Regions from separate parts of the Homo sapiens genome. Here region 2 is linked to region 1. The links are chromatin loops, found by intact Hi-C in ENCODE. Cell type or tissue: prostate gland. All regions are shown on one strand. Links, peaks and the distances in the headings refer to the core of each region. The heading gives the core; the rest is flanking DNA.

The links. Peaks named below come from ENCODE experiments on the same cell type or tissue, not always from the same donor. Only the 100,000 strongest peaks of a DNase experiment are listed, where the experiment ranks them.
Region 2: a loop joins it to region 1, with 1.9 times the contacts of the local background. A loop is called at or near these places in 1 of 110 quality-filtered maps.

Annotation. Positions count from the first base shown.
Region 1 is chr17:56,160,760-56,165,163 of GRCh38, forward strand. The region is part of intron 1 of ANKFN1 (ankyrin repeat and fibronectin type III domain containing 1); the gene reads left to right. Among named protein-coding and RNA genes, the nearest start is that of ANKFN1, 9.5 kb to the left of the region's middle. In prostate gland, for the core only: no CTCF peak of the experiment used is centred there; a DNase peak (open chromatin) is centred at 2,492; H3K27ac peaks cover 1,295 bases.
Region 2 is chr17:56,222,560-56,226,963 of GRCh38, forward strand. The region is part of intron 2 of ANKFN1 (ankyrin repeat and fibronectin type III domain containing 1); the gene reads left to right. Among named protein-coding and RNA genes, the nearest start is that of ANKFN1, 71 kb to the left of the region's middle. RefSeq lists an enhancer at 1-303. In prostate gland, for the core only: no CTCF peak of the experiment used is centred there; no DNase peak of the experiment used is centred there.

The sequences.
Region 1 (4,404 bases), core at 97-4,096:
ATTCTGAAATTCCAGTCTTGGTAGAGACTGCTGCCAAAGCTCACACCCTCCAGGCTCAGAAATAAAACAGTAATGATACCTTAGAGGTGAAGAAGGAATGATCAAATAAATCAAAGTTCTAAACCCAGGAGAAGACAAGAGACAGTGGCACATAGTGCACAGGTTCTAATGCTGTTGAACCTTGGGGTGTGAAGTTGTTCTGTTTTGATAACTATTTTGAAAAAACCAGAGGGCTCTTTTGGCCTCTAATACTTGAGATGGTGGTGATGCCAAAGGTCAAATAGAATTAGAGGAGATTTGTATGCCACTTTAAGAACTATAAAGGTTGCTGGAGAGTTTCCTAGTCTCATTCAACCTCGGTTTCCTCCTCTGTAAAATAAAGATTGTAATAGTATCGACCTCAGAGTTTTGCTGTAAGGATTAAATGAGATTATGCATTAAATTGCTTAGCATAGTATAAATACAGCAAATTCTATCGTGGTAGTATCATTAGGGTTAACAGGATTCAGAATAACTTTTCTCATTGTCTTAAGGTTTGGCATTTACTATAGAACTTGTTCTTGTTTACTAATTGAGAAATGTACCTGAAGGGGTCCTAGTAACTGCGTTCAGGGAAGATAGTCATTATTTCCATTTCGTATCCCACTCTGTATTACTTTGATATGAAACTCGTACACAGTAGGTACTCAATAAATACTTCCTGATTTAAAAATTCTAGGTTTAAATGAAATTTGCTTGAGCTGCTGATACAAACTTATACAGGCTGTATATAATGCAATTTGTTGATATATGAAATAACTAATTTCCAAATTTCTGTAATTCCCCACATTACTCAGAACATCTTTTTGTTTGATGAAATCAGCTAACATAATGTGTGACACGTATATGCTTAATAAACATTTATTGAATGATGAATTATTGCATAAACCCTATAGAGGATTAAAAGAGACCTAGACAAGGAAAAGATTTTACATTAAAAAAAATTAACTTTTCTCTTAGATTTCAGTAAAAAAAAAAAATTCATGAATTGAATTAGAAATATAATTGCTTGCAAGCTATAGAAAATGTGTCTTCCTAACTTAAAAGAAAATAATTTGTAGAAGATTTGGGACAGTTCTCAGGGTCTATGGGAATGCTGGACAACCATGCTTGCCAAAATGCAGGATGCAGGCAGCAACACAGATGTGAGAGCAGAAACTTTACCAGCTTCACTGATCAGCACCATGAGTAAGTTTCTGTTGTTATTTTCATCCTAGTTCCACTTCAAAGTCAAAATCCCAGAAAAGAGTCTGATTGGCCTAGCTTGGGTCACATGTCCACCCCACCCCCAAGTGTAGTCAGGGCAGGGGGTCTTATTTAGAGTCTCACCAAGAATACATAAAACTAAGGAGAGGTAGTTCTCCCCTACCTAAAAGAAGTCAGGATTCTGTAACCAAATTTAAAATGTCCACATTATAAACTTAATAATATCTATACATAATAAGTATGCATCTATGTTTATTTGCTTAGGGCCGCCTCACAAACTACCATAGACTGAGTGGCTTCAGCAACCGAAATTTATTGTCTCTCAGTTCTGGAGGCTGGAAGCCCAAGATCAAGGTGTCAAGAGGGTTGGTTTCTTCTGAGGACTATGAGGGAAGGGTCTGTTTTAAGCTCTTCTTCTGGCTTATAGATGGCCATCCTGTCGTTGGGTCTTCGTGTGGTCCTTCTTCCATACATATCTGTCCACATTTCCTCTTGTTATAAGGACACAGTCATATTGGAGTAGGGTCCACTTTAATGACTTTGTTTTTTAACTTAAGTACTTCTTTAAAGACCCTATCTCCAAATAGAATTATATTCTGAAGTACTGGGGTGTGGAAATTCAACATATGGATTTGGGTGAGGGAACAAAATTTAGGCTGTAACTGCATGTTGTAAACACAAATGAGTGGAAATATCAATTAGCAAACACCTATTTTATCTATAACACTTTTAGTAAAAATGGAGTAATCAGCCAGGCGCAGTGACTCACGCCTGTAATCCCAGCACTCTGAGAGACTGAGGCGGGTGGATCACCTGAGGTCAGGAGTTTGAGACCAGCCTAGCCAATATGGTGAAACCCTGTCTCTACTAAAGTACACAAATTAGCCAGGCATGCTGGCAGGCGCCTGTAATCCCAGCTACTTACGAAGCTGAGGCAGGAGAAGAGCTTGAACCCTGGAGGCAGAGGTTGCAGTGAGCCGAGATCGCGCCACTGCACTCCAGCCTGGGTGACGAGAGTGAGACTCCATCTCAAAAAAAAAAAGAAAAAAAGAAAAAAAAAAGAGTAATCACTTAGTAAAGTCTACAGAGTTATTTAACATTCCAAACTTGCTGGTTGAGCTCACCAGAACAGAGATAAACAGGTTTTTCTCCCCCAGCCCGTTCTTTCTCTTTTAAACCCATACTTGAACCTTAAGAAATGAAAGTTGGTAAAACCCTTTCTAACCGAGGTGCCAGTTTTGCCTATAACATTGTTCACAGAGATTTTTCTAAGAGCAGAGCCAAGCAGAAATGACTCATTATTACCTCCACTACGCATACAGATTTTCATTTGGACACTAGCCACTGTTTAAACTTGACACTGTCCAGCCTCGAGCAATACATGAAGCAAGTAATAGTCATGTAGCGGTGCAGAAAGCCCTGGCTGGCTCCTGGGCTATCTAGCTTGCTTCCTAAAACTTCCAGCTCCCCTGGTTTATAATTCTGTGATTCACATTTTCTCAGCACACATACCTGTGGGCTTCTTCCATGACCCATGCCGACTTTCATACTTCCATACCTATGTTTCCTTGGAAAGATGTGCCCTTGGCAACAGATTTCTACTGACCAAGGAACTGAGAGGTAGCTTACTCCTGAAAGTTTAGAGGTAGTTTATGCTGTTGACATCTTTGTAGGGGGAAGAGTAGCACAGCAGAGGCCTGCCCATCAATGGGAACTCATCCATTTAGCTCTACCTAATAGTGTTTGACTTCTTTTTCCTTCCCTTCCAATGCCTGTGAATATTAATCCATCAGACTTAGAAGACAATCTGAACAAACACACAAGCTACATGACTGAAGGTGCCAACTCCCATCTATGAGGGAGAAAGCATCTAGACACGCAGAACAGTTTTGGTTTATTACTCTTTCCTCAGTGTAGGCGTAATGTGATGTGTTTTGTGTGGTGTGTGTATTTTGGTGTTTGTACACATCATCATGGAATTTGGGTAAATCTGCATCAGCAATAGCAGGTGTGACTTTGGTGTAAAAAGTAATCCCCCATGTGAGTCAAACAGTAAAAATGTGGACCCCCAAGGCCTCTCATGATCTGTCTTCCATCCATATCTCCAGTCTTGTATTTTATTCCCCTCAACTCTGGCCACATACTCCACTCACCTTGCTTTTCCACCCTTCTGTGCCTTTGGATCTGCTGCTCCCTTGGCCCAGAAAGACCTCCGTTGCATTCCACCCTCCTCTACACCTAGATGACTTCTACTCATGTGTTACATTTCAGCCTAGATGCCAGATCCTCTGGGAATACTCTGCCCATCTCCCTACTCCTTGGTCTCAGTCAGATGCCCTTCCTCAACACGCCATAGTTCGCTGCCCATCTCTACTGGATCTGTTCTCATGTTGTACCCTAATTCATTGTGAGTTTGTCTGTTTCTATCGAGACTCTGTGCTGCTTGAGGGTGGGGACTGTCTATCTCACCTCTTATTCTCCAGCCCGTAGCACAGTAGCTGGCACATGATTAATGTTTACTGGCTAGATCAATGATTTAATGAAGAAATGAATTAATTAAGTGAAAAAAAGATTTAGAGACACAGCTTTCTTAATATCAACAATCTGGAAGTTCTGGAAGCCTCTTTATTTGAAAATAGCAAAGTCTTTTTAACACAGTCAAATGCCCCCAAGATTCCAAGTTGAAAATTGTCTGTGACCTGTAGATTATTCTTGGGGCCTCTTATCATAAAGTTCAGCCAGTTTCTCAGGATAATGCATCAATTTGTTTCTCAATAGAAATCTGTTCTGTCAGTTGAAAATACTTGATGGTGATAACTATTGGACAAGCCACACTGGAAAATAAAATCCAGTTCAGACTGCCAAAATTATAACCTACGAAGAAGAAATGGTAGTATACACAAAATGCTCATTGTTATGGTGTAGTGAAAAGTACACTGGATTTAGAGCCAAAAGGCATCAAACCTGGTCCCCATCATTTGCTAGTTAGGTGGCACTGGACAACTTAGTTAATGTTTCAGAGCCCACCTAATTTGCTTTTCATCCTGTAAAATAGGTTCACTCCAGTTGCCTTATGAACTTTAAGCTCTGTGTCAGTATCATGGAATGAAAATTGATATTGCTTGAGTAACTGCTACGTGCCTTTCATTCTGTTAAATG
Region 2 (4,404 bases), core at 157-4,156, 62 kb after region 1:
TTCCTAGGGAGACTAGGGAAATTATTACAAAGGAATGATCGGAGAAAAAGAGAGTTCTTGAAACTCAAAAATATTGCTGAAAACTGAATAAGGTATCTTGAAGTTCAGGTGGAAGATTAGCACACAGAGAAGAAAAACTTGAAGAAATGGAAGTTATGCATGCTAAGTGAAAAATACACATAGAGGACACATCTTATTGTTGATAGAGGGTGAATAGTTTCAACCTTCTTGAAGAGTGATTTGCACAACCCATCTAATAGTAAGCTGCATCTACCCTAGTATAAAGTACTTGCAATTCTAAGAACTACTTTAGAGTATAAGACCACACGTCTAAAAGTAAATGTTCAAAATGCTTGGTCATTACAAGCCCACTGTAATTGCAAAAAATTACTAACAACCTAAATGTCTATGAATATGGGATTTGTTAGGACATGTCCATAAATGGAATCCTACTTAGCCACTAACAAGAATAAGGAGATCTCTATATACTGACTTGGAATCTGTGTCCACAAAAATACCATTAAGAGGATAAAAGCATATTATAGAAAATTATCTAGCATGAGCTTGTTTTTGTTATAAAAATTTTCATGACATACATATCTATGGATAAAAGTTTATATGCTTATGCTTTCATAAGCATAAAAATATTTAGAAGGATAACCTCACATGCTGTTGATAGAATTACTTCTGGAAAACGGGGGTGTTGGGCAAAGCGTTCACTTCTTTGTGTGCTTCAAAATAAATCTGTGCAGTTCTGAGTTCTTTTACTTTATTTAAGTGGGTTTTTAAATATTTTCTAAATGTTTGATAATGAAAATTGCTTATTTCGATTACAAATATTTTTAACTGTTAAAAAGGTATAAAGAAATCAAAACACAAGGAGTCATTTATAAATAAACACGCTAAGTCAGTGGAATGGTTCACCAAGGCCTCAGCAAAGGCACAGAGTCAAGGCTAGGAAAAAACAAAAAACAGCAAAATTCCAATACCGTAGGAGAAGCCATTGGCAGTGTTTATAAAATCAGTAAAATACGAGTGAGGCCAAGGGATTAAAAAGCAACTGTGAGAAAAATTATTAGAAGTCATGAAAAACAATCTGATATCACTTTTTAAAGTTGAGCTCATTGTGGGTCAAATCAGAACCCACAGAGACAAAAGAGGTCATGTCCCCCGATTATAACCATTTAAGGAACTAGTACAGAATATTTTAATCCAATGGATGGTACCGTTCTTTGTACAATAAGTTTTCAATTTGGACTTAATGAAGACAACATAACTGTCACATAGTAAGCACTAGGATTGGGCACGTTCTCTTCCAAATGCTTTATATGTATATCCTCCAATAAGCACAACAATCTTAGGAGAAGTACAGTGCTACTCTTATTTCTATTTTACAGTTGAAGGCCTTGAGACTTAGACAGATTAAGTAACTGGTCAGAGGTCACACTGGAGGTTGGTGGAAGAATCGAGACTTGAACTCCTGGCCCTCTGACCTTGCTTCTGCCCCCAGAGTGGGGGTCATGGGCAGAGCCCCTACAACTCTTGACATCACATCCCTATGCCTTCATCACATAGTCTTGGCTTTTAAAGAACACTTGATCAAAGCAAAGAGGAGATACACTATTCATAAATTATTTTTATTGTCTGATCACTGGCATATTCTATCTTAAATAAAACCTTCATTCTTAAATTAATTTCACAGGTAATTTACGTGGTTACCTATACTCCTGAGAATCAGTGGGATAGAGAATAGGTAGTCCTACCATAGCATTAAGTAAGTAAAATTAACATAAAATAGAATTAATTCAAAATTCAGAATAAGAGTACAGTAGCCACCTCATCTCAACATTCATAATCTTGAACATATAGGAGCTAGATTATTGTGTATCATAAAGAGGAATAGGTATATAGAAGATTTTACTCCATAGGTTACATTATACAATTATACTCGCATTGATGCAACTTTTTACAAACCATAAACATTTTAAATAACTGACAACTCAAGCCAGATAGCCTAATCAGCATAGAACACTCAGAAATTTCTAAGTGATCTTATTTTCTAATGAGTGTCAATTGTAGGTTACAGATGACAACCAGATGGGATCAACCACAGGAACCAGGGTGAGAAGTTGAGATCAATGAATGGTATGAAGAATCCCCTGGTTGAGCACTTGGTTTAAAGATAAGATGTTCTCAGAAGAGATCACAGACAGAGATGTATCCTCAGTGTTCAGCACAGTTCATATGAAAGTGGATTCCAGCAAAGAGACCAAAGAATGTGTCCAAGGGCTTCGGTCAAAGTCTGTTCTGTATGAACCTTGCTACTGAATCAGGCACATGTCCTACTGTGATCCGAGGAGGGTAACCTGCTGGCCATGCAGATCTTCTGAGGTGGGCATAGCACAGGGCAGAGCCGGGATGTACCTCACATCTCCCCTGAGGTGGGAGCAGAGAGACTAGGCTTCCCTAGCTAAAGTCTTCTAGGATCCACATAAGAAGATCCCCATTTATGATCTCTTAAAGACCCTTGTGTGGTGAGAGAATGGTCTCTGCCAAAGTATATGCAAATAATACAAATGGTGGTCCCTCAAGTGAGCCAGTTCCTCCTGCCCAGGGTCTTGCACTCAGTGATGTTCCCTTGCTTGGTCTGCTCCACATTCCCCATCTGCCTTCTTATGTCCTGCTCTAGCGTAAGAATAATATCTCCCTAGGGTTATTATGAGGAATTAACTGCTCAGTACATTAGGAGGTTCTTGATGCATTAAGCACTCCATATTATTAACTATTATTATTAAATATGAATTTTTTACCAGATGCTATTTCAATGCTTCCCCAAATTAGACTTCCTGGACCTTTCTATCTGGATTGATTACCCAATTCCATCTTGCCTCCTCACTGGCCACTGTTGTAACTTTGTGTTATATTGTGATGTGATCCCTCTAAACTGTCCAATTGTCCCTCCAACCAGACAGAGGTTAATCACGAGGGGAGGGGATGTGTTATTAGGGCCCAACACAGTGCCTTGCACATAGTAGGCACTCAATAAGCATTCAGTGAAGGAGTTAATAATTTGAAGGCCTCTCTTTCTCCTTTAAGAATTCAGGTTTTTCTTTGTCTGTTGTGGAAATAAGCTTTAAAAAAGCAGAGGTGAGTTTTTATGTAACTCTCTGGTCTGAAAAAGCACACTGCCACAGTATGCTTAACAGCTTGATTTATTTTGTACCTCAAGAAAAATGATCAGTAACATTGAATTGAATAGATACATAATGCAGTCTCAAGGACATCCCTGAATAGTTTTCAAAGTAATCAATGATATTGCTGTGAAAATGTTGCCCAAATGAAGAGTTCTTGTCCAATGAATCTGTGAAGTAATAGACAGATAATTTTCTTTGTGAATACTTTTGTGGCCAAAGAACGCATTATGTGAGGCAGCAGTAAAAACTTTTCTCAGTAGGTGAGAATGTTCCAAATTTGTTTCCTAGCAACAGGTTCTTCAAAGGAGCTGAAGGGTACACAATTTCAGAAGAATTTTCAGTGGACTTTTTTTTTGTTTGGAAGGGCAAGGGGTGGGAGGAAATGTGTGTCAGGTTGTGATCAGAACAGTGTTCCAGTTAGTGCCACATGTGAGATCTTGTTGGGTCAAACTATAGAATAATAACTAACAACTAATAATAATAACTTCTTCCAGTTAGTGACACATGTGAGATCTTGTCGGGTCAAACTATAGAATCCATCTAAGAAATTCAGTCCAATAAAAATGTATCAACCTCTTACCTGTATAAAGAGGAATTATCTGTATTATTTATGGGCCCAGAAATTTAATAATTTAACAATTTGTCAATCCATGAGCCCCACTCCTAACCACCTTCACAGATAGTAAATGAGGAATTAGGTGGCTTGCTAAAACACGTAGAGATTTTTTAATAAGGATGTTGATTGGAGATATTGAGTAGTTGGAGGAATGAAAATTGGAGAAAAGCAATCTGGATGAGGAATTTGGGACAAGGATATAGCTTTGACTGTCACAAATGGAGACATCTTACCCAAGCAAAACCTCCATAGCTACCTTCCCAGCTCCCATTTCATGGATTTATCATATGTTCTTAATTTGGTTTTACAACTTGGCCTTCTGATAGTAATAATAACAGCAGTAACAACACCAGGTGGAATTGGAGAGAGTGCTGGAGAGAGGAAATACAATAAGTCTGGTTGGCTAGTTCAATGGCTTAAGACTTTCATCATTTTCTTGCTTCTGGTTCACGCTGACATTAGGAGGACTTTATCTAACTATTTTATATATATTATTTTATTTAACCTTTATGGCAATTCTTTGAAATAGCCACTAGTAATATTTCTATCAATCTCAGAGCATTGAACCAATTTGCCCAAATCACACTATTATTA